Regions from separate parts of the Mus musculus genome. Here all the other regions are linked to region 3. A link is a loop called in an ENCODE intact Hi-C map of the cell type or tissue named here. Cell type or tissue: heart. All regions are shown on one strand. Region 1 holds the start of Ap1m1 (adaptor-related protein complex AP-1, mu subunit 1). Region 2 overlaps Rab8a (RAB8A, member RAS oncogene family). Region 3 holds the start of Cherp (calcium homeostasis endoplasmic reticulum protein). Region 4 holds the start of Med26 (mediator complex subunit 26). Region 5 holds the start of Sin3b (transcriptional regulator, SIN3B (yeast)).

Region 1 (5,000 bases), 240 kb before region 3:
AAAACTGAGACTGCTCAGATAGTCATCAAGAAGATTATTAAAAATTTTCCAAGGTTCGGAGTGCCAAAAGCAATAGTGTCAGATAATGGTCCTGTCCTTGTTGCCCAGGTAAGTCAGGGTGTGGCCAAGTATTTAGAGGTCAAATAAAAATTGTATTATGTGTACAGACCTCAGAACTCAGGACAGATAGAAATACTGAATAAAACTCTAAACAGACCTTGACAAAATTAATCCTAGAGACTGGCACAGACTTACTTGGTACTCCTTCCCCTTGCCCTATTTAGAACTGAGAATACTCCCTCTTGATTCGGTTTTACTCTTTTTAAGATCCTTTATGGGGCTCCTATGCCCATCACTGTCTTAAATAATGTGTTTAAACCTATGTTGTTATAATAATGATCTGTATACTAAGTTATAAGGCTTACAGGTGGTGCAGAAAGAAGTCTGATCACAACTGGCTACAGTGAACAAGCTGGGTACCCCAAGGACATCTTACCAGTTCCAGCCAGAGATCTGATCTGCGTACACCTGCGTCATGCTGAGACCCTCAAGCCTCACTAGAAGGGTCCCTGCCTAGTTCTGTTTACTAATCTGCCTTATTCTGTTGTTGTTCCCATGTTAAAGATAGAGTAAATGCAGTATTCTCCACATAGAGATATAGACTTCTGAAATTCTAAGATTAGAATTACTTACAAGAAGAAGTGGGGAATGAAGAATGAAAAATTACTGGCCTCTTGTAAGAACATGAATTTTTTACCTCGGAGCCCACCCCCTCCCATCTAGAGATTGTTCTCGGAACACTCCTAAACTTTTCACCCCAAAACTCCTCACCCTAAAGTTCGAAAAAACTGTTCCAAGAACATTTTTGAGATAAAGGCCTCCTGACGTAGATTCCTTGATAGGACATGACTCCTTAGTTACCTAGATTCCTTTGGCAGAACTCCCTAGTGATGTAAACTTGTACTTTTCCTGCCCAGTTCTCCCCCTTTGAGTTTTACTATATAAGCCTGTGAAAAATTTTGGCTGACTGTCGAGACTCCTCTACCCTGTGCTAAGGTGTATGAGTTTCGACCCCAGAGCTCTGTGTGCTTTCATGTTGCTGCTTTATTTCGACCCCAGAGCTCTGGTCTGTGTGCTTTCATGTCGCTGCTTTATTAAATCTTACCTTCTACATTTTATGTATGGTCTCAGTGTCTTCTTGGGTACGCGGCTGTCCCGGGACTTAAGTGTCTGAGTAAGGGTCTCCCTTCGGGAATCTTTCACTATGTGTCACACAAGTAAAAAACCACACAAAGTAAAAAACAAAAAAAAGCCCTTGGGGCGGGGAGGAGTGTTGATGGGCTCCTTTGATCTCTCGGTGGCAGAAAGGTGGTTAAGAATGGCAGAATTTGCCGGGCGGTGGTGGCGCACGCCTTTAATCCCAGCACTTGGGAAGCAGAGGCAGGTTTATTTCTGAGTTCAAGGCCAGCCTGGTCTACAAAGTGAGTTCCAGGACAGCCAGGACTATACAGAGAAACCCTGTCTCGAAAAAAGAAGAATGGCAGAATTAAAATTTAATCAGCCTTACTTTGGTTTTGTTTTTTTGAGACAGGGTTTCTCTGTATAGTCCTGGCTGTCCTGGAATTCACTTTGTAGACCAAGCTGGCCTCGAACTCAGAAATCCGCCTGTCTCTGCTTCCAGAGTGCTGGGATTAAAGGCGTGCGCTAGCTACCACGCCCGGCTCAGCCTTACTGTGAATTAGGCACAGGCTAAGTTACACACGTGCTACCCTGGGTTCACTGGGGCAAGACGGGTGAAGCCCAGTCAGTTGAGAGGTTGACAGTGACAAGTGATTGCTGATAAGGCTGGATTGCCATTGGGAGACTGACTTCCTTTAAGCGCCACCTAACGGCGAGTCACAGTCAGTGACGGGATATTAGTTTACTTGACTTCTGCAGAAAGCAAGGCTGTCTCGAAAAAACAAAAAAAGAAAAAGAAAAAAAAAGGCTCAACTCCAAATCGGTTCCGCTTTCAGCGTCTTCTCACAGCAACAGGCTTGGAAGCGTCCACCTTCATTCCACAGCTAGTCCTTCAGGTACAAGGAGTAATGACAAAGCTGCCCCGCCCTGGTCCTCCAGGCCCCGCTCTTCAGGAAGGCCACGCCCCCTGACTTCCGGCCCGTTTGAGCTATGGGTGAAAAATACTGCCAAAAAGTTCCTACTGCGCTTGCACTCAGTTACGCGCCTGCGCACTTGCGGCTCCCTTCAGACCGGACATAACGGTCCACGCGCTGCTTCATGGACCGGAAGTGGAGGGGAAGTGTCTCGGGGCGCGCCGGGCCTTGCTGAACGCCCGCAGTTCCTGCCGTTGCCGCCGCCCTCGGCTACTGCCGAGACCTTCCAAAGCCGCCATGTCCGCCAGCGCCGTCTACGTACTGGATCTGAAGGGCAAGGTACTGAAGGGTTCGCCACCCTCCGCGTTGCCAGGCAACCAACGGGCCCTCGCCCTGTCAGGACCCACCCTGTTGCTAGGCAACTGGCCGACCAGCCCAGCTAGGGCGTCAGGCAGGCGGGGCAGCCTCACTTGCCAGCCCTACCAAGTTACTAGGAAATGGGCGGTGGTCTTTCCGCGAGTCCCGCCCCATTGCTAGCCAACTTGGTGGGCTGCGGTTGCTAGGTAACTGTCCGCTTTGCCCCTTTCCCTTTTTGTTCGCCTGGGTACCGGACTCTAGCTTCTCCTGCGAACTCCTGTAGCAGGACCCTGCGCCCCGGGGACCGTGCGACCCTTGGCCAGAGGCGTGGCGGGAACTATGGCCTTAGGTCGGTCCCTCGCTCCACAGGCTTCAGCGTTCCCTAGAGCCACTGAGCTTCCTATGACATTAAGAGAAGCGGATGATAAAAGTGTGGTTTTAAGAAGGGCGTGGTGGCGCACGCCTTTAATCCCAGCACTCGGGAGGCAGTCAGGCGGATTTCTGAGTTCGAGGCCAGCCTGGTCTACAAAGTGAGTTCCAGGACAGACAGGGCTATACAGAGAAACCCTGCCTCGAAAAACAAAAACAAACAAAAGTGTGGTTTTAGAGGGGGAAACAGTGCCTAGAGTCACACTGATTACTGGGAAGTAGCGGCCTGGAAGCATCCTCGCCAGGCAGGTGCTAAGCCCAGGGCCACCGTGGGTTAGCCTAATCTGTCATAGCTCAACTTAGTCACTTGGAAAAAACAGAAATAGATGAATACCTATTGGGGCCATGTCTTCATAATGGACTAGCAGCTGCAACTGAAGAATCAGGGAGAGCTATCCTGACTGGGAATAACAAAGACTGCTGAGACATGAAGGCCCTGCACAGAAACAGGACCCTGGCATCTTGCCCAGCGTTATCTGAGAAAGAAATCTTCATTTGTGTGTTTCTGCGGGTGTGTGGAGGAAGGAGACCCCTGCTACTCTTACATGGGCTCTTGTTATCGAACTCGGGTCACTAGACTGATTGAGCTAGGCTGCCTGAACCGTTAAAACGCATGGATCTGCCTGTCTGTACTTCCCAGCAGAATCTGACTTTTTCCCTCTCTTGGTTTTATGAGACAAGTTTTCTCTGTGTAGCTCTGGCTGTCCTGGAACTCACTCTGTAGACCAGGCTGGCCTTGAATTTAGAGACTGACCTGCCTCTGCCTCCCAGGTGCTGGGATTAAGGTATTTGCCACCACCACCTGGTAAGCACCTGGCTGTTACCTGGGATTTGGGTATAGAGTTCAGGTCGGATATTTGGAAAATACAGACTGAGCTGTCTCCCTAGCATAATGGATGGTTTTGTGGTGCTGAGGATAGAGCCTAGAACAACAAGCTCTCTGTCAGGCAGCCACAGTGTACTCTATGCAAAAGCCTCTTCCAGGAAGGCACATTTAGCCTTAAGAAAGGCACTGTCTGTCGCTCTACCTCAGGCTGTCAGAGTGGAAGGCAAGTGGCCAGCCTCTTATGTTTGGAAGCTACCAGAACAGGTCCAGCCACAGTAAACAAGTCCAACATTTAGCAGTGAAAGAACATTGATGTCCAGTCTACATGGAAGAGCTAGAGCTTAGAAGAGCCCCACCCTCCACGTTTTCCTTAGTCCCTTGAGTGTGTACCTGCCTTGTATGTCACCCAAGATCGACAACTGGTGAGTTCCAGACCTGGGCCTCCTCCACAGCCTTCTGGGAAGCTGGGTAGGGGCAGTGTTCCCTAGGTCTCATGACATATGCTCTGCCTTCCAACCTGGCCTAGAGGTACAGTGGGCTGCCTGTCGTGGCTTGCTTGTTCCTTTAGCAAACATCTCATTGGCACAAGCAAGTACCCATCCTGGGCTGAAGCTGTAGAGCCATATTTACATGTGGATTCAGCCAATCTCCGCAGCTGAGCTGTATGATCATAGACAAGCACCTTGGCTCAGCACCTTGGGCAGTCTGAGCCTTGCTTTCCTAATGGATCTGAAGAGCCTTATCTGAGTTATTGAGTATAGATGTGAGACAAGCCTGGCCCTAGCAAGGTCAACAGAGCATAGTATTTGGGCTCCACAGGCCTCTTGACCTAGCAGAACACTTGGACCAGCAACTGAATAGCTATTTGCCTTCTGTTTGGCATTTAGAGAAGGTTATGAAAGACATCCAAGCAGAGCAGGCACCTGATGTGGTTCTGAGAAGGTGACAGATGTCCCAGTTGGCATGCCGGGTGTAAGTCAGCCCATAGACTGGTGCTGGGACTTTGGGGATGCAATGGGAGGAAGCTCCAGGGCCACTGCAGTTCCAGGCAGGAGTCCCCAGGTTGGGATGTGGTCAGACCTGTCTCTAGAAAGCTGTAGTTTCCTGCCTCCTTCTAAAATCAAACCAGCCTCATGACAACATGCCACACTGAGCCTCTCATTACCAAGGGATTCCATGTGGCTACTTTTGGCAAATAGGAGGTCCTCCAAGAACACTTGGATGCTGTCTGTGGCTCTGGTGACTCTAGATTTGGAGTACAGAAGTATTGCTTTCCCGCCTTCCTCTCTCCATGC
Region 2 (5,000 bases), 300 kb before region 3:
AGAGCAGTCAGAGCTGAGCCAAGCCTGGGTGTTCAGCAAGAACTTAGCAGGAAGTCTTGCCTGTTCTAGGCACAGCCTTGTTTCTAGAATGTATAGAGAAGAGAAAGTTGAAAGATCCAAGCCGGCATTGGGACTTAAGCTGGCAAGTTGTTCAGTGGATAAAGGCACTTGCCAGCAAGCCTGATATACTCAGTTCAATTCCTAGAACCCAGATCATGGAACCCAGATGTAGCATGGTGTGTGCATGGGATGGCTCACAAGCTAACATGGAACTGCTCTAGAGGGCGTGGATAAGGTCTCTGAGCATCTGCTCTGGGAGTCATGCCTCTGGAGCCTAGTGACCATGATCTGTGCAAGCCATTTGCACAGTCAAGAAGTGTTCAACCACTAGGGACATGAGCTGCCAGCCACCAAGCAGTCCACACCCTGCCCTCCACGTTGACCCTGATCTGCCCTCTTCTCAGCATGCCTCTGCAGACGTGGAGAAGATGATACTGGGGAATAAGTGTGATGTGAATGACAAGAGACAGGTGTCCAAGGAACGGGGAGAAAAGGTAGGTGTTGCCCTCGTGATCGTTTTCAGCTTGGGTGCTTCTTCCTAGTCTTTTTGCCATCCTGACTTGCCTGAGATAGAGAGATCCTTGTGAGGTGATAACCCTAGGCAAGACAGAGCTTCCTCGTGGCTAGCAATGAGAGCTTGGCAGTGAACTCTTATCTTGTCACCAGAACCAAGCAAGGCCAGGCACAGCTGGCATCACAGCAGGGAACAGAGCTGGCTTAGGCTATGCCACATTCCTCTCCTCTGCACCCTCCCCACGTGGTGTGCAGTACCATCACACAGTGAAGGTAACACCCTTAGCTTGAGTATGGTAGCAGCCCATCCCAGTTTCCATTCCTTAGGAAACAATGGGAGTCCACACTGTGTTCATGTGTCGCCTTCATTACAGCTGGCACTCGACTATGGGATCAAGTTCATGGAGACCAGTGCAAAGGCCAACATCAATGTGGAGAATGTGAGTCCAGTCAGATCCTGCAGGGAGCCATGGGCTTGTGGGATCAGTGCTCCAGGGCTGGAGGGGCTTTCCTTTGGGAGATTCAGCCTGGAGTATCCAGAGGGATTGGCCTCTGGCTCAGGATGCCCTCTGTCAGGCACTCAAGACACAGTCTCACTAGCTCAGCAAATGAGGGAAATCAAAGCTCAGATTCCAGTACCTAGTACCCACTACCTACACCCAGCTGTGTTCCTCTCAGCCACACTATTAATTCACATCCCCAGTGAGGATCCAGGTCCCAGTGCTGTGCCCTCATCCTTATGTTGTCCCCAAGGCAGTGCCAGCCTGGCACCTGGCCCTCAGCTTTTCTCACACAGCCCTAGTGACACTCAAAAACAGACCTGCAGAGCTACCTGTAATCTCAGCACTCAGGAGGCTGAGGCAGGATTGCTGAGACCAGCCTGGGCTACACATCAAGACTGGGGGCGGGGGCTAAATCGCTCACATCACTCCACAAAGTACCCAGAGGACGGTGGCCAAGGCCTTTGTCCTGTTCAATTCCCTTCACTCCTACTCCTCCCATAAGCCACTTGGGCCTGCCCTCCCCAGCCTTTGCTACACTCCTTTCCTGCCATCAGATTCTTGTTCCCCTGTCCAGGCCAGCCCATCTCCATGCACTCTCCCCTGGCCCCACTTTCCAGGTCTCCAACACTGCATGGAGATGCTAAATCCAACCTACCTCAGATTGTCCCCTCCATGGGACAGCAGTCATTTGCAAACTGGAATTTGTAGCTGTTCTTTAAAGAGAGGAGGAACCAGGCTTGATAGTGATGCCTGTTGTCCCAGTACTTTGGAGGTGGAGGCAGAAGAAACAGGAGATTTAAGGTCATGTTCAGCTACAGATGTCTAAGGCTAACCTAGACTCTCTAAAATTAAAATTAAAAAAAGGAATTGGCATGGACAGAACATAGCCATGGATAGATAATCCTTCCAGACCCTTCTGAACCAGTTAACCACGCAATACCTTTGGGCAAATCACATGGTCTATGAGCCTCATGTCATCAAGGGCCAACTGAGAATAATGCCTGCTCGCATTCACAGGATTGTTGGTTTGGGGGAAGGCCTTTGTTCCAAGGTGCTCTACAGGGGGTGACAGATGGGAGCCTGACTGGGGACAGGAGGCAGACCTCCCTTCCCTCTAGCCAATAACTTCCCACCACTAGAGGGTGCTGACGGCCTGTTCTTTCCACAGGCATTTTTCACTCTTGCCAGGGATATCAAAGCAAAAATGGACAAAAAATTGGTGAGTCCAAGTCCTTCCTCCATGTGGGGTTCTGTAGGATGCAGCCACCCTTGACTGGGACAGCACATCACTGCCCAGACCTGCCATCCTAGTGAGAGTGTGTGTGTGTGTGTGTGTGTGTGTGTGTCAGTCTGCATGTGTGTACATGCGCAAATGGCAGCCAGAAGTCAGTGTCAGTGTGCTCTTCATTCAGTTCCCACCTTAGCTTTTGAGACAAGATCTCTGATTGGACAGTGAACCTCGGGCCCTTCTGTCTCTCCTACCCTGACACTGGGATTATAAGTACCACCACCCTGGCTTGGTCTTTGTTCAGTTTTTTTACAGTATTATCTTATTGGCTTTTTCATAGTATGAATGTTTTGCCTGCATGAATGTCTGCACCAAATGCATGATTAGTGCACTCAGAGGCCAGAGAGACTGATAGGAACAGAGGTACAGATAGGAACTACCATGTCATTCTGGGAATTGAACCCAGGTCCTCTGGAAAAGCAGCCAGTGCTCTAAACAGCTCTTCAACGCTTATTTATTTATTTATCTGTTTGTTTGTTTGTTTATTTGTTTTTATTTAGAGTCTCCCTTTTGGGGCAGGGAGGACACATGTATGCTGGTACCTCAGAGGCATGGGATCCCTGTAGCTGAAGTCACAGATAGTTGTAAGCTGTACCTCATGGGTGCTGGAAATCAAGCCCAGGTCCTCTGCAAAAGCCACTGGTGCTCCAACTTGTGAGCTATCCAGCCTCCACACCTGGCTGATGTCTGCTGGGGGTCAACCTCAGACTGAGCCATCACTGCGACCCTTTCAAGCCTAGCAGGCCATTGCTGAGAAAAGAAGGCAAAGCTTTCCTGACTGAGCTTAACATGTCACTGAAGCCTGGGGACACTAGGAATACAATGTGACCCTGTCCCCTAAGCTCTTACCCTCCCCAGACCTACCTGTGTTACTAGAGATCAGAGAACAATGGTTAGTCCTGAGGCTCTTTTTTTTTTTCCTTTGAGACAGGGTTTCTCTGTATAGCCCTGGCTGTCCTGGAACTCACTTTGTAAACTAGGCTGGCCTCGAACTCAGAAATCCACCTGTCACTGCCTCCCAAGTGCTGGGATTAAAGGCGTGTGCCACCACCGCCCGGCTCCTGAGGCTCTTTGAAGTGTGATCACCCAACAGAATGCGTGAAATACAGCCTGCCCCACACGTTCAACTGGGCTCTGAGCCACCAGTGAGGCACAAGGTGGACTCGTGGCATCTCTTCATGCTTACATCTAAACGGCAGCATTCCCTGTACAACCTATGTACCAGGCAGGCAGTACAGCACACAACTCAGAGCTTCGTTTGATAGCAGACCTATACTGGAAGAAACGAGCTCACACACACGCACAAAAATAAGTAAATCTAATTTTTTTTTAAAGATTTATTTATTTATTATTATATGTAGGTACACTGTAGCTGTCTTCAGACACTCCAGAAGAGGGAGTCAGATCTCATTACGGATGGTTGTGAGCCACCATGTGGTTGCTGGGATTTGAACTCCGGACCTTCGGAAGAGCAGTCGGGTGCTCTTACCCACTGAGCCATCTCACCAGCCCGTAAATCTAATTTTTAAAAACCTTCTTTGTAAGAAAAGGACTAGCGTTTAGCTCCTGTGTTGCTAGCAACAGGTGGACCTCTGCACCACTGGAGCACAAGAGGCAGAAAACTCTATGCCTCCATGATAGACGATAGGGGTGTTTAGCATAGATAGGTGAGTAGATGGGGAAAAGGTAGGGAGGAAGGAGGAGCAGAGGAGAAAACAAGATGATTGTATCGCTGGAGGATGTGGCTAATGATAGAGCACTTGACCAGCATCAGGGTCCTCAGGTCATTGCCCAGTGGCAGCAAGAAACAGAAGAGTGTGGAAGGAGGTGTCTGGGTGTTGGTGGGGAGGAAAAAAGAAAGAGTAACGGCCTGGGGGATGGTGAGAAGCAGATGAAAGCAGCCTGGGGGCCGTGGAAGGTGAATGAACGGTCAGGAGACAGTGGGATGCTTTTGGAAGAGAGTGGCAGATTTTGAGGGTGAATGACTGCAAGAGTTTGAGTGGATGTGATCGATCATAGGGGAGTGGGAAGGGTGATAATGGGTAGGTGGGGGATTGGATAGGGGGTGGGTAGTGATTCAGAAGATAGAGATTCGATGAGTAGATGGACAGTAAGTTAGCAGGGAATGGTTGAACATCAGGGGGACAAATAGATGGATGGATGGCTAGTGGGTGATTGGATCTAGGGTAATGGATGGTGGAGTGATTAGTTGGACAGTTATGGACAGACCATTTGACAGCTGTTTGTGGGTAGTAGGTAGAGCTGACAAGCCACAGTAAGTAACAAGGCAAACTTGTGACTTCAGGAAGGGAACAGCCCGCAGGGGAGCAGCCATGGAGTCAAGATCACAGTGGAGCAGCAGAAGAGGACCAGCTTCTTCCGGTGCAGTCTCCTGTGAGGACAAGGTCTCTGCCCATTCTGAGCCTGTGCTCAGCCCAGCTGACTGTGCCTGCCCCGGGCCAGCCTCCACCTCTGATGTTTGGACACGGCTGCCCGGACTCGATTGAGAAATTGATTATTTTTTAGTAACCGTCTGATCTTTTCCACCTTCAGAGATGGAGAGAGTTAGAATTTTGCTGTTTTTCCTATGTCATCTGCCAGTCAGGCCTATCCGTCCCCTGCCTCATAGGCACAGA
Region 3 (5,000 bases):
CTGCGTATCTCCCTTGTGTCTAAACCCAATCTCTCTTGACTTCCACCACCCACCACCCTCAGCCTGCCTTGTCCCTGTCATGTCCAATATATTCATTCTACTGTGCTATGGCTGGCAGAATGTCCTCTTGTCTCCCAATCCCTAATGTGCCAAAGCTTACATGTATTCTCCATTTCCAGGTATGTTTTTTTTTTTCATTTTTTATTAGGTATTTAGCTCATTTACATTTCCAATGCTATACCAAAAGTCCCCCATACCCACCCACCCCCAGGTATGGTTTTAAGTTGAAAGCCTAAACAAGTGACTGTACAGGGGTGGGCACAGGCTTCCTGTATAGGGATATATAATAAGGCACGGTCTAAACTCCTTTCACTTACCATCCCTTACCCATCCTCAATGGCTCTACCTTCGACCTCTCCCACTTCCATGTTCATGATCACCACCTTTCCTAATTCCAGTCTGTCCACTAGAACACACTGCTGGAATCTGTTTCAACCGCCATCAGCTTTAGGATGGCTATGAACTTGGTGCTCTGGGGCTAAGGAATGACCTCTCTAAACACGCATGAGGACACAGACACTCTGATGGTGATGTCAACCTCTACCACAACTGAATAGGAACCAAAACCTTATGATCAATAGACTCTAGTCCTACCCCTCCTTGGCATATGAAAAACCCCTCAGTTCACATGTGTGATGTCTCCTCTCTGAATACATACCTTCTTCAAGTCCCTGTGCTCCATGGGCTCAAGTCTGCCTGCCCTACAAGCTTTCTATCAACCACCTACAATACATTGCTGGAGTATAACCAAGTATGTTTGGCATCAAAGAGGACTGTAGCTCAGCCACTATCACTCTGACTACTCATTGGCTTTGCAAGTCCAGACACTTATTTCCACAGTTTATTCAGAGACTAGAGAGCTACCCTAGATATGACAGATGTGAGTTCTGCTCTCAGAAACCATAAAATCTGCTGTTACTATTCAAAGCTTGGGTATGCTGAAAAGCTGATGCAGGAAGGCTGCTTTGAACTGGAAGCTAGGCTGGATAACATACTGCCAGGCCAACCTGGGATATGGTGTGAGGCCCTTAAAGACCAGCTGTGCTTCTTCACTCATTTTCCTTTTTCTTTTGTTTTTTTTTTTTTTTTTTTTTAGGCAGTCTATGTAGTCTTGCCTGTACTGGAACTTGTACAATCAGTTGGCCACAAACTCACAGAGATCGACCTGCCTTTGCCTTCTAAGTGTTGAGATTAAAGCGGTGGTCCCATCATCCCTGGCTCTAAACTTTTTATTATTTCTATTATTTTTAATCATATTTTTCTTGATGTTTAAATCTAGTTTACAAAACTAGCTCTAGAACAGTCAGGACTACACAGAGAAACCCTATCTCGAAAGCAAAAAAAAAAAAAAAAAAAAAAGGAAAAGAAAAACGTTGCAAAAACTAAAGGGAAAGCTTTTTGATCTATGCACCTGAAATGCAGAAAGCTATGGTCTCAGCCTGCAGAAAGGCTGCACAGTTTGCACAGTTCCCACCTTCCTGCAGATCCGCAATTGCCTCTGCAAAGACCACCCAGGGACCACTCCCGACCCAAAAGCCTGGATAGAGAATATATGATAGTCTCTCCTTATGACACACAGATCCAGCAGTCTATCTTGGTACAGGGCTCCGGGTAGGACAGAAGAACGGCTGCTCTGCTCTGCAGAGGAAACTTGCAACTCTAAAGAAATTGGCTGCGGCGGGGCCCGCATTGAACCCCGAGGCGGCTGAGGGCCTGAGGGGAACTCACGCTGTTGCTGCTCCAGTGCCAGCTTGCACTTGTAGTAACTGTAGAACTCGCCTCCAAACAGAAACGAGAACTTAGGGTTGTCCTTCTGCTTCTCCATCGTCATTTTCTCGAACTCGGGTCCGTTGCGAGCCACAAACTGAGCGAGCTTATCGATGACATTTCGAAGCTCCTGATCTGCAAAACAGAGGAAAAGGCGTCAGTGGGGGCAGCCTGACCCGGGGACCAGGCCGGGGTCCTCTGGGGCGGGCCACTGCAAGGCGGTGGTGTACGGGTCCTGACTAGGGCCAAGCGCGCGCCAGGAATGCGGGGAACCACGGAGAGGCCGAGGGAGGAGCGGCGAGGCCGCAGCGCGCTCCGTCACTGGCCCGGCAACGCGAGGAGGCACGGCTGGCCGGCGGGGGCACACGAGAAGAACCCAACGACCTCAGCTCAGGGACCGGCCTCACCATCTGGCGGCATCGGCATCTCCATGGCTGCAGCCACTGGCAACGTCCTCCGCCGCCTCACGATCGCTTACCAGCACCGGCCACAGAAGCCGGCCGGAAGTGGCGCGAAGGGCGACGTTTACGACGGCCTCGCGGGCCGCTTCGCGCGCCATTTACGGCTGTCGCTGGGAAACACCGGAAGTGAAGACCGGAGGAGGGCGGGAAGGGACTGCGTGAGGACTCCAGAGAAGGATGGCCTAGTGAGACGCATGCGCGTGAGCCTCTTTGCGCATGCGGCGGCCCGGCCGCTGTTCCCCGACGCGCTGGAGCGTGAGAAGCTGCGCCGGCGGTACTCTGGGTTTCTGCTGCGTTCTTGCGAACGCGTGCACTCCCAGGCCTCTGCGTCTTTCACATCCTTTTACGCCATCCAGAAGGCGGGATCGGCAGGTGATGGTTTTGGCGAATCACACCTCACTCGGCTCCTGTTCCGATATGCTCCTTCTGGGTAAGAATTTTGAGCATTGGGGCTCCACAACATCACATCAGACCGACGTGGAGCAAAGACATCTCTTCTGAAGCGACTATAGACGTTCTATGGAAGGAGAAGCGGAAGCTGCGTCAACACCCCATCCCTTCTGTTTATTTATATTATTACTTACTCCTGGTTTTTGAATATTAGGTCTCATAGAGCCCAAGCTGATCTCTAACTCCCCACACAGCCTTAGATAATCTTGCACTCCCGATCCTCCTCTTAGCTCTTAAGTACTGAGATGACAGGCGTGTGCCACCACCACACCAGGGTTACAGGATACTGGGGATGGAAGACAGGACTGGCTGCATGTTAGGCAATCACTGAGATATACCATCGACCTTTAGAAAGAAAAAAAGATTTATATTTTGCCGGGCATGGTAGCGCACGCCTTTAGTCTCAACACTTGGGAGGCAGTGGCAGACAGATCTCAAGTTCAAAACCAATTTGGTCTACAAAGAGTTTCAGGATAGCCAGGACTATACAGAGAAACCCTGTCTCGAAAACAAAGGTTTAATTATGTGTCAGGTGGGTTTGTGTACGTGACTTCAGGGCCTAAAGAAGCTGGAAGCAGGCACAGGATCTACAGCACTGGCATGATTTACTTTCTGAGTTTGTGCTGGCCACTAAGCCCTTAGTGATCCTTTGAGCCTGTTATGCCAGGGTCTCCGACTTTTCCTAATTGGATATTCTTACTGCTGGAAGCACCACACCACGATTATATGAGGAGGAAGGAGGAAGTTGAGCCTAGCAGGTATCCTGATCCCTATGCCCTTCCTGTAACTCCTGTCTTGCCTGCTGTGAAGCCCCTTTATAATGTCCTACTCTTGGAGCTGCAGAGATAGCTCAATGGTGATGTGCTTGTCATGGGAGCAGGACCACCTGAGTTCAGGTCCAAGAATTCAGTGTAAAAACCAGACAACAGCAGCACAGGCCTGCAATCCCCAAAGACTATTGTGACCTTGTAGGGACTCTGTGTGGCTCACAGTAAATAGAAGTCTGTATCTGCCCGGACTGTCTCCCTCATGCTCACCTGAGATAGTTCCAGAAGATTCTTTTTTCTTTCTTTCTTTCTTTCTTTCTTTCTTCCTTCCTTCCTTCCTTCCTTCCTTCCTTCCTTCCTTCCTTCCTTCCTTTCTTTTTTTTCGAGACAGGGTTTCTCTGTATAGCCCTGGCTGTCCTAAATATCACTCTGTAGACCAGGCTGGCCTGGAACTCAGAAATCCGCCTGCCTCTGCCTCCCAAGTGCTGGGATTAAAGGCGTGCACCACCACGCCCGGCTCAGAAGGTTCTTGCTGATGGAATGGGATCTCCTTTCAGAACATAGTTGCCTTCTTTCCTGACAGAGCCCAGGCTGTAAATTCTGTTAGTACCCAGGCTGCCTCAGCTAATAGACCATGCTTTCCTGGGTTACAACTCTAGCTCAAGCCTGTATCTACTGAGCACTGTGCTTTGACCAGGGTTCTGGGCCAAACTAACTTACTGATAAAACTAATCCTCTCCTATACCTCCACCCAGGTCCCTTCAGCAGACCCAAGCTCTCCATAGTTCTGTCCTGTTCCAGCTTACTCAGCCTTTCTCTCCTTGACAGTGTGGGACACTGAGCACTGTAGAATCCAAAATAAGTTCAAGACCACCTAGCCCCTTCTCCTCTGAAGGGACTTCCAAATTATATAGTTTTAGTGGTCAAAATGACTAAGCCTGCAGCTGCCAAAACAACATTAGCAGTTCTCAAAGAAATTCCCCTACCCCACCCCACACTGAATTCTGAGAAAGACCACACACCACCCTGACCTTGCTGAAATTTCCCCTGATGTTAATGGCTGTGAGTTAATACTTGTGACGTTAATAGCTAACCCATAAGTTCAAAACATACTGTTGCTTTGCTGAAAAACAAGGGCAGGCAGAGTGAGGGGCTAGGCCAAAGGGTTACTTAGTCACTATGCAAACCAACCAATGCCTGAAAAGGTTGTTACACCAATTAGAATAAGCCAGCTACCCTGTTGCCTAAATCTGCCCCTTACAAAGGTATAAAAAGTGTGTTCTTTGTTCTGGGTCTCTCCACTGGCCTACGTGCTGAGAAGGGGGCGGGGGTCCCCAACATGTTGGATCAATAAAAATCCTCATGCGGTTTGCAGCGATGGCAGTCTCTGTGGTCTTTGTGAGTGAGGGTCTTTTGACGAATTCCAACGGCACCTCTCAGTCCCTCAGTAGGGACACCCAAGTATCCTGGTTTAAAGCAATGGAAGTGAGAGAGG
Region 4 (5,000 bases), 73 kb after region 3:
AAACAACATCAAAAAATTATACTGTGTACACTATGGCTTCAGCAAAGATGCAAAAGCCATCAAGGCTATGTTTTCCTATCTCTTGTTTTTACCTTTTAATATCCTAATATATCAATCATGTGATTACAGTCAGTAATACCAATCACTGGCAAACAAAACAACAACAAAAAACCCAACAAAACCTTAAACCAAAAAAAGAAAAAAGAAAAAAATTTAAAAAGGCTTTCTAGAAGATTTTTATCTAGCCTGTCCCTATTCTACCTCGAGAAAATGTCTACAGTATTTACTAAATTACTATCAAGGTGATCTTAAAGACCAAGAAGAAAATAATTTTGGATCCAGCAAGCAGATCTCATAGAAACTAGAGCACCTCTATTTCTACCAAGACCACACAAACAATGTGAATTATTCTGAACACACCACAATACAGTGTACATTGTACATTGCTAAGAGTAACTGGTCAAGCATAGTCAAGGGAACTCAAAAGACTCAAACCTCGGTTACCTGTCCAAGCCCAAGATGATTTTTCTTCCATCCCGAGCATATTAAAAAGTGATCTCAAAGGCCACTTCCTGGTCTCCCAGCAAACACCTCATATCTGAATGCCTGTGCATCTTCCCATGGCCCTGCTCCTAACAGCAACAAGGATACCCGCCCCCTACACTGCCAACAAACCTTTGGGAAAAATACAAGAACAGGTGAAATTAGTCTATGCTCACACAGGAAGAAAAAGATGTCCCTCTGCTCACAGGACTCTTAGCAGAGGAAAGTGTGACATAAAGTAACCCCTTACAATTAAATCTTGACAGGCTAGGGCCCAAAGCACCTCAGGAGGGGCAAGAGAGAGATGGAAAGAGGACCGGAAGGTAGGAATAAGAGAACAATCAACTATGACGGGCAGTAACTCAGTACCAAAATCCCATGCTTTAGCTTCTGGTCAGATGCGCAATGGAGCATTTAGGCCAAGAAAGATGACAGGAAGGATCCCACTCTCTGCAGGGTCGTCTTTTCTAGAAAGACCCCAGGAAAGGTTTGTCCACTATCAGAAAAAAGAGGAGACTCTCCAGGCATCACAGGTAGACAGACTGGGGGCAGAACGGGCCTAGGGTTCCCTCCTAGCCAAGAAGGAGGTTCAGCCAGGAGACCGAAGGGGAGTAAAGGCCAAGACTCCGGAGACGCGGGCTACTCTAGTCATCGCGGAGACACTAGTTGCTTCCCACCTTGCCCCCGGCAGGGAGACCTTCCCGGGGGGTTCTCAGTTCCCAGGGTTGAGGTGAGGCAAGGAGGCACGGTGGGGACCACCAAGGGCGGTCGGGCTGGGACAACGGAGAAGAACTAGCTCTGATCAAAGCTCCAAACGCTCCCTCAGTCCAGGCCGCGTGAAGCCTCGGCCTCAGGTACCCTCAGCTGCCGGGCAATCCGCCTTGCCTGCGGTCCCCGGACCCAGGAGAAAGAGAGACCGAGATGGCAGTGGCTGTGGCGGGCAGATCACCGCCTGGAGAGAGCCCCTAGCCGGGGGCGCGTCGGAGGGGGAGGGTCTCGACACATGCGGCCTCGGTCCCCGATCGCGAGGCAGTCACTTACGTTGCTCTGGGAGTCGATGGCCTGTAGCAGCCGGTCCCTCATCTGCTGCGGAGACGCCGGAGCCGCTGTCATTGCCTGGGCGAAGCGGGGGGGAGCGGCCGGGCCGGCGGGCGGGCAGGCTGAGGAGGGGGAACGCGGGTCAGTCACTCGCCGGCCTCCGGGAACGGAGCCGCATGTTCCCCGCGGCGCCGGAGGAGGTCAAGGCGCTCGGGGAGATGGCGAGGACGGAGGGAAGCGGAGGGGACCGGAGCTCAGGCCCCGGACCACCGCCGCCACCGCCGAGCGAGGAGGAGGAGCCGACGGAGGAGCCTCCGCCACCACCGCCGCCGCCGCCTCGAGAACCAAACTCCAGTGAGCTGCCCCCCGCGCTGAGCACTCTGGGTAACCCGCGCCGCACGCAGCGTCGGCGCCACGCTGAGGAGGTTGGGAGATGGGGCGGGTGGAGACGCCGGGTTTGGGAGGGTCCGGCTCGTGAGCCCCTCCTATTGATTGTGCGCACGCGCGCGCAGGCGCAATTAGCAGGTCCTGCCGCCTGGTTCCGAGGTCCGACACAGAGGGCCGTTGGGAGGCAGTTGGGCGTGGCAACGGACGCTATCTGAAGGCCACGCCCACTCGGGACTGGAGGGATGGGCTTCCTAACGGAAGCGCACCCTTCAAGTCCTGGAACACCGACTCTATCTTCTGACTGCTTTGGGGTTGCGGAATGGAAAGACCCTCCCCCGGATGAGGGCCTCCTGCGTTTAGAAACCAGAGGATTGGAGCGGCCATAGGTAATCTGAGGAAGGCAGCGGTTCCCTGCGTTTAGACTCGTGCCTCGAGGAGCTCGGAGGAGCTCCGCACAGCCTTCTCCGCTGCAGAGGCCCCAGGCGCGGGTCTGCAGGGCAGTGCGTGTCCCCATGTGACCCGCGTGCTGCGGGGACCTAAGGTCACGTCTGGGAGCTGCCACCTCTGCAGAGGACGCAAGTCTGCAAGGCCTGCGCGACGCTGACACCTCGGGTCTGCATCCGTGCGGGGCTGGAACTCAAGAGGAAGCACCGCTTTTGTCGCCTTCCTAGAGGCGGGGGGGGGGCGGGGGGGGCTGGAGGTGGCCAGCCTGTGTCTGAACAGCAGGATGCGGAACCGTCGCCCAGCATCTTCCCCTTGGCGTTCCGAGGGGACGGAGCGACCCCGCCTTTGCATCTCAGGTGATGGAAAACAGGAACGCCTCACGGGGGAGGAAGGGAAGCACCAAGGTCACCTGGAGTTTTAAGTCAAACCAAGAAACGAAGGAAGTCAAGTATAAAGGCTGCGGTCCTCCGTCCTTCGGTGACCCCTACAACTGGACAGATGGAGGGCGGGCTCCGAGTTTAGTGCACTATACGAAAGTGGCCTCGGGAGAAATAACTTCGTGTAGTGTTGTAACCTTAAAAATCCAGACATGAAACGGAAGGGAAACAGGTAATGAAAACCACATGTACTTCTGAGAGCTGCTCAACACCTGTTAATTTTAAATTTGTCATACTTCGGGGGGGGGGTACTGGGGGAGGTGAGGAACCAGGCATTTAATTCCAACGCTTGGGAGGCAGGAGGCTCACTGGAGTTCCAGGCCAGCTTGGTCTGCACAGTGAGTTCCAGATTAGCAAGGACTACGTAAGTAAGACCCTGCCCTTTTCTCCCACCCACCCAGAAAATAAATTTATCATGGCTGGTTTCTTGATTCTGCACATGACAGAAGGCTTTGCATTACACCAATAGAATGAACACGAACAAATACTTCTCAAATACACTCTCTTCCTGGCATGTGTTTGGAGCTCAGGTTCCAAGTTGGAAAGCAGCCCATTTTGAAGATACACTTAATCTCACCAGATAAGCAAAATAAACAAGGTCCTCCATCAACATTGGCTCTTAGTTTGGTGTTTTTTGGCAGAGTTTATGAAGCCTGAGCTGGTCTCAAACATTTTATTCCTTCCAGTGTCTCCTGGTGCATTACATTTATGCCAATCTTCTGTCTTTTATTATTATCTAATAGTTGATTTTTATTTTTCTCCCCTTATACAGGCTCTCACTACAAAGCCCTGGCTGGCCTGGATCTCACTATGCAATTCTGACTAGTTTGAAACTCACTGTGGAGACCAGGCTAGCCTCAAACTCACAGATATCCGCCTGAGTTCTGCTGCCCAAGAGCTGGAATTAAGTGCATCATCCTACCCTGCAGACCTGCTATCTTGTTTATTCAGTGGTATAGTATGCCTTTTTTTTTTTTTTCAAAACAAGCTATAAATTAAGCAGGCAATTAGTTTTGCATGGATCAAGTCATGAAAACATCTTGGACAGCATTCAATGTACCTGCTGACCTTGCTATTTTAGATTCCTCCCCAGGTTTTGAGACCACATGTAGCCTAGGCTGGCCTTGAACCTTTTTCTTTTCTTTATTTTTTATTTTATTTGCCTGGTATGGTGGTACTCAAGGGGAGGCAGGAGGATCTCCGTGAATCCAGTCTAGTTTACATAGTGAGTTCCAGGATAGACAGCCATATGTAGAGAGACCCTGTCTCTAAATTTGATATTAATGTTTTGCCTGTAGTATATATGCACCTATATGTGCCTGGTGTCTACAGAGGCCAGAAGTAGTTGTCAGATCCCTAGAACTAGAATTACATGGAGTTGTGAGTACATACTGCGAATTGAATCCTGGTCCTTCTTTGAGAACAGTGCTCTTAACTGCTGCATTGTCTCACAGGCCTGGCCTTGAGCTCTTCATGTTGCCTCCACCTCCTCAAGCGCTAGAATTATAGGGCATGTACCACCCACCATCATACCTGGTGCTTCTGATTGCATTTTCTATGCCTAGCCTTTAATCTCAGCACTCAAAGAGGTAGAAACAGGAGGATCTCTTGAGTTCAAGGTCATCATATAGGTATGGGGAATTGAACTCTGGACGAGCAGCAAGCATTCATAATGGCTGAGCCATCTCTCCAACCCATTTTCTTGTTTTGTTTTTTCAAGAAAGGGTTTCTTGGGCTGGTGAGATGGCTCAGTGGGTAAGAGCACCTGACTGCTCTTCCAAAGGTCCAGAGTTCAAATCCCAGCAACCACATGGTGGTTCACAATCATTCGTAATGAGATCTGACTCCCTCTTCTGGAGTGTCTGAAGACAGCTACAGTGTACTTACATATAATAAATAAATTAATTTAAAAAAAAAAAGGGTTTCTTTGTGTAGTTCTGGCTGGCTGACCTGAAACTCATTTTATAGACCAGGCCGACCTCAAACTCATAGAGATCCACCTTCCTCTGCCTTCAGAGTGCATGACTACAATATTGTGGAGTCCTATGCACACAACTTTATTCTACTTGTTCATTTACCTAAGTTTGATTGTTTGTGTGTGTGTGTGTGTGTATATATATATATATATATATAACTGTTTGTGTTGTACAG
Region 5 (5,000 bases), 250 kb after region 3:
AGGCCAGACCTCAATTCCCAGGGACTTGCTTGTCTCTGGGAGATAGCCAGTAGGCCTGGTGCTCTGTCACTGACCAGAAGACTAACCCTTTTGTCAGTATTCTGAGGCCAGGCCTACCTGGTATACTCTCCTTCCTTTTTGTTGGGGCTATAGCTTGGAGATGGTGTCTCTGTAGCCCAGGCAGGCCTCAAACTAATGATCCTCCAGTCTCACTTCCAGAGTACTGGGATGCAGGTGGGCATCACCATAGCCAGCTTCTCTGTCTCTGTCTGTCTCTGTCTGTCTCTCTGTCTCTCTTGTCTGTATGTTTAGTCTCATGTACATGGGACCATATACATACATGTGTATATTCACTTGATGGCCACAGGTTAGCCTTAGGTGTCTACCTTGACCACTTTTTACCTTACATACCTCAGGGTCTCCTGATGTCCTTGGGTTTCCATTGCTTCGATGAAACACTATGACAGGAGGCAGCATGGGTGTGTGTGTTTTGCTCCAGCTATGGAGGGTGCTGCTTAGTGGCTTGCTCCCCTTGGCTTGCTCAGCCTGATTTCTTAAACTCAGCAGGACCAGCAGCCCAGGATAGTCAGAACCCACAGTGGGCTGGAGCTTTCCACATCAACCATCAATTAAGAAAAATCCCCCACAGACTTGCCCACAGGCCAGCTAGATGGAGGCATTTTCTTGGTTGAGGTTCCCTCTTTCCAAATGACTCAAAACTAACATTGCAGTCGCTTAACCTGGCCAATGTAGTCATCTTGGCTTGCCACCTTGCTCTAGGATTCTGTCACTACTGCTTCATTGCTGGCCACCATGCCTGCCAGAAAACCACCTCTTCTGGGGTCATAAGTATGTGTATAAAGCCCCATTACTTTTGACATGCCCGGTGATTGCTGGAGTTTGGATTTGGCTGGCATGTGCTGGGAGCACATCCTCACAGCGTGGAGGGCACTGGCAGCAGGGAGGAAGCTAAGGGGTGAGAGCTGATTAGGTCCTTATGTTATCATGTGCACATAGGGATGCATGTGTGTATGGAAGCATGTGGGGGCCAGAGGTCCACATCAAGTAGTTTCCTCTTCTGATTTCCACCTTGTTTAAATTTAAAAGTTGTTTTATGAATATATGGATATTCAATTGGCATGTATCACATGTGTACCACATGTGCCTAGTGTCTACAGAGGTCAGTGAAGGTGCCAGATCTCCTGAAATTGGAGTTACAAGCAGTTGTGAGCCACTATGTAGGTGTTTGGAACGGAGGATAGGTCAGCCTGGAAGCAGAGGTCCCATGATCCAGGTTTGCACACATTTGTGAACGGAATCAAGGAATGTCACTCTGAGAGGAGTTAATGGGTAAAGAGCTTGCTCTAAGCAAGCAGGAGGATCCAGACTAGGGGCTGTGACCCCAGCACTACTGTGGAGACAGGTGGACCCATGGCCACTGTATCAAGTGAAGACAATGAGCTACAGGTTCAGTAAGAGATGCTGCCCCCAAAACACAAGGGCTGGGTGATAAAAGATTGTGCCCATCTCTGGTCTCTGTACACACACACACACACACACACACACACACACACACACAGGAGTGAGTTTACCTACACATATGTACACACACGTGCACACACACACATACACACCCAGTGCAAGAATTCAGTCCACATGGCTCTTGAATGGATGCTGCTCACCTACAGCCCATTGCTGTATCAACCTCACAGAATAGACATTCAGAAACTTGTTCCAGAAAGCACCAGAGCCTTGCAAATATCACTATTGAGGTCTTGGGTCAACACAGACATCTAAGCTTGTTTTCCCTCTCTCTCTTTTTGAGACAAGGTCAACACCTAACTGTCATTTTTTTTTTTAAAGATGCAGTCTTTTTTCTTTTTTTTTTTTTAAGTTTTATTTATTTAATGTATTTGAGTACACTACAGTGAAGGTTGTGAGCCTTCATGTGACTGCTGGGAATTGAATTTTAGGACCTCTGCTCGCTCCTGCCAACCCTGCTCGCTCCTGCCCAAAGACTTACTTATGATTATAAATAAGTAAACTGTAGCTGTCTTCAGATGCACCAGAAGAAGGCGTCAGATCTCATTACGAGTGGTTGTGAGCCACCATGTATTTGCTGGGATTTGAACTAAGGACCTTCGGAAGAGCAGTCGGTGCTCTTACCGTTGAGCGTTGAGCCATCTCTCCAGCCCCTAGAGATGCAGTCTTAACTATGTACCCCAGTTTAGGTTAGACCTCTCAGTGGTCTCCTCTCAGACTCCCCGGTACTGAGATCACAAGCGAGCCTGCACACTGAAATGTGAAGTTTATAGAATTAATGCGTTTTGAAATATTCTTCAACTTTGCTTTACTTTCTTTCCCTCCAACAAAACAAATCAAAAAACACTTTAGGCCTTCCAGGTGGCCACAGACCCCCAGGGCACATAAGTTGAGAAAGACCTCCCGCCCCGTCCAGCAAGGCCCTTATGTGGACACTCCCCTATTTGACGCCACGAGTCTCCACCCCCTAGGAGGCGGGGCCCGCGCAAGCGCGACCAGGGCTCAGGCGGAGGCGGGGCAGAAGCGGCTCTGACTTCCAACATGGCGCATGCAGGCAGCGGAGGCTCCGCGGGCCGGGGATTCGGTGGCTCCCGCTGGGGTCGTTCGGGCTCCGGAGGGCACGAGAAGCTGCCGGTGCACGTGAGTGATGTCCTTAGCCTCTTCCTGGGGACTCGGACCCCCGCGGGGATGGCGCCCCGCCGTGCGGCCCCGCCTTGGCCTCCTCTCTGCGCAGCCGGGCCCGGGGACCCCACACCCCTTCCGCGGAATCCTTCGGTCTTCGCGGCAGCCCCTCGGTTTCCCCCTAACAATTCATTTCCGCCGCTCCTCGGACTTCTCAGAGATACAGAGGTCTTTCTCGACATCTCTCAGTCATTCCTGCGATCCCTGTCATCCCCGGGACCCTTCGGTGCACCCCGAAAACCTTCGATCCTCCTAGTTGGCCCGTAGTTTCCCTTTTACGCCCCTCGGTCTTCCAAGGGATTTCGCGTCCTCCTCGAGACCCTTCGGTCGTCCCCGCCGGTCCTCGGTCCAACCCGGAACTCCTCGAGGCCCCTCGGGACTACCCGCAGGCTCTCGGGACTACCCGCAGGCTCTTGGTCCTACCCGCAGGCTCTCGGTCCTTCTAGTCGGACGTCGGCCCTCCCAGTAACACCGCAGTTATCCTCGCGGCCCTCTGCTGCCCCGTGCCACCCCTCTTCTATCCCTGGCCTTCCAGCCATCAGTCACTGCATCGCGCGACCCTGGCCCACCTCTGGCCTTCTTGTTCCCCACAGGTGGAGGACGCTCTCACCTACCTCGACCAGGTGAAGATCCGCTTTGGCAGTGACCCTGCCACCTACAACGGCTTCCTGGAGATCATGAAGGAGTTCAAAAGCCAGAGGTAATCTGCAGGGCCTTGTACACCCAGGAGCTGGGGGCTGAGCCCTCTAACCCCCAAACCAACTACACTGTGTCTCCTCAGCTGTTAATCATGCACAGGATTGGAGGGCCCTGGGAATCTCTTCTAAAACAGTCGCAAGATGAGGTGGTTCTGAGGAACTGATGGGATTCCTGGAAGGGGTGAAGGAATTGGGGAATCGAGGCCTGAACAGGGAGTGTTGGGTGTAGTCTTTATTTAAAATGTTGATTTGGGGGTGGGTAAGATGTCCCAGAGGGTAGCAGTGCCAGCCACCAAGCCTGACCACCCGAGTTTCAGCCCTAGAGAGATGAGAATTAACTCCTACAAGTTGTTGACCTGCCCTTGAGATCTGTGGTACATGCCCAAATACAGAAAATAAATGGGGTACAGATTTTGATTGTTTGGGGAAGCATTTTTTGTTAATACTGCAGGAAAATATTACTTATGATCTCTTAGCTCTTGTCCCTACGATGCTTTTCAATAGCACTTACTAATCTGGAACCAGTGTGGTATGAACAGGAACTGTTTTGTAGACACAGAGCAGTTAGGCGTATTGGGTTGTTTCTGAGTTAATGTCCGTGTCTTCTAGAATCTTCTGGGAGGTGTGGCTTGGTTTAGGTAAGGGACTCATCCTAGTGACAGGTGGGTGGAGCTAGAACCCAGGCTGTCAGTCAGACCGCTTCCCACAGATCTTGGTACTGACCTGCCTGTCTGCTCTCAGGAAGTGTAGACGGCCTGGGCTGGTTTCTTGTGGATATTCAGGGTACTGAAGCCAGAAGAAGACCCTCATGTCATTTCAACTTTACCAGTCCCCTAACTTGAAGGCTCTGGTGTTTAAACACTTCCTTTAGTAAAAAAATGAAAGTGTATCCTTACCTTTCCCTAATTCATAAAATATGAGGGAATTTCTCACATTGCTTGGAGAACTGTGTCCTGTTGAGTCTCAGCCCAGCACCTAACTCTTGAGACATCTTCAGAATTGGGCCCAGGAGCTCAAATGGCCTGGAAATATAGTTATGTAGTGTGTTATATACATCACACACACACACACACACAAAACTATCATGTATATAGTTATGTCTAGTTATAGTTCTTGCTAGACCTAGCCACAGGTGATTTTACATGGTGGGGCCCATTTGTTCAGTTGGGCATAGTGGTGCATACCTTTAATCTCAGGCAGAGGCAAGCATATGGAGGTCATCAGGGCTATACAGAGAAACCCTGTCTCTAAGGGAACAAACAAAACAACATGGTGGGGCCCATTTTCAGAGTCTTCGCCGTCAACTAAGCCTGGGCTGAGGTGATCTCGAGGGCATCTGGGGGAGTTCACTCTTAGGACTCTTGCCCACTTGTGTTTCTTTTTTCCAGCATCGACACTCCTGGTGTGATCAGGCGTGTGTCCCAGCTCTTCCATGAGCACCCTGACCTCATCGTGGGGTTTAATGCTTTCCTTCCGCTTGGATACCGTATAGACATTCCCAAGAACGGCAAGCTGAACATCCAGTCGCCGCTGAGCAGCCAGGTAGGCTTCGCTTGAGTGATGTGGACCTCGAGAGTC

Evidence for each region. Hi-C counts contacts between places; a loop is a spot of excess contacts. Peaks named below come from ENCODE experiments on the same cell type or tissue, not always from the same donor. Only the 100,000 strongest peaks of a DNase experiment are listed, where the experiment ranks them.
Region 1: it touches region 3 in a loop (2.3-fold over the local background); 2 of 42 quality-filtered maps call a loop at or near these places.
Region 2: it touches region 3 in a loop (2.5-fold over the local background); 2 of 42 quality-filtered maps call a loop at or near these places.
Region 4: a loop joins it to region 3, with 1.9 times the contacts of the local background. A loop is called at or near these places in 3 of 42 quality-filtered maps.
Region 5: a loop joins it to region 3, with 2.3 times the contacts of the local background. A loop is called at or near these places in 3 of 42 quality-filtered maps.

What each region holds. Positions count from the first base shown.
Region 1 is chr8:72,237,812-72,242,811 of GRCm38, forward strand. Ap1m1 (adaptor-related protein complex AP-1, mu subunit 1) reads left to right here and starts at 2,207. Exons shown (of 12, transcript NM_007456.5): 1 at 2,207-2,432. The coding sequence starts at 2,391. Gm51536 (a long non-coding RNA gene) reads left to right here and starts at 4,134. Exons shown (of 2, transcript XR_003947404.1): 1 at 4,134-4,677. In heart, CTCF peaks have their summits at 1,910 and 2,111; DNase peaks (open chromatin) are centred at 1,830, 2,240 and 4,600; H3K4me3 peaks cover 2,166 bases; H3K27ac peaks cover 1,687 bases.
Region 2 is chr8:72,175,376-72,180,375 of GRCm38, forward strand. It overlaps Rab8a (RAB8A, member RAS oncogene family), which reads left to right. Exons shown (of 8, transcript NM_023126.2): 5 at 465-554; 6 at 948-1,013; 7 at 2,245-2,295; 8 at 4,670-5,000. The coding sequence ends at 4,762. Among named protein-coding and RNA genes, the nearest start is that of Hsh2d, 12 kb to the right of the region's middle. In heart, a CTCF peak has its summit at 2,201 (motif pointing right); a DNase peak (open chromatin) is centred at 2,206.
Region 3 is chr8:72,472,824-72,477,823 of GRCm38, forward strand. Cherp (calcium homeostasis endoplasmic reticulum protein) reads right to left here and starts at 2,410. Exons shown (of 18, transcript NM_138585.3): 1 at 2,235-2,410; 2 at 1,789-1,962. The coding sequence starts at 2,259. In heart, no CTCF peak of the experiment used is centred here; a DNase peak (open chromatin) is centred at 2,388; H3K4me3 peaks cover 2,432 bases; H3K27ac peaks cover 2,173 bases.
Region 4 is chr8:72,546,311-72,551,310 of GRCm38, forward strand. It overlaps Med26 (mediator complex subunit 26), which reads right to left and starts at 2,000. Exons shown (of 3, transcript NM_027485.4): 1 at 1,585-2,000. The coding sequence starts at 1,656. In heart, no CTCF peak of the experiment used is centred here; DNase peaks (open chromatin) are centred at 1,221 and 2,091; H3K4me3 peaks cover 3,557 bases; H3K27ac peaks cover 2,903 bases.
Region 5 is chr8:72,720,727-72,725,726 of GRCm38, forward strand. It overlaps Sin3b (transcriptional regulator, SIN3B (yeast)), which reads left to right and starts at 2,544. Exons shown (of 19, transcript NM_009188.4): 1 at 2,544-2,682; 2 at 3,318-3,424; 3 at 4,811-4,964. The coding sequence starts at 2,584. In heart, no CTCF peak of the experiment used is centred here; a DNase peak (open chromatin) is centred at 2,515; H3K4me3 peaks cover 1,710 bases; H3K27ac peaks cover 1,149 bases.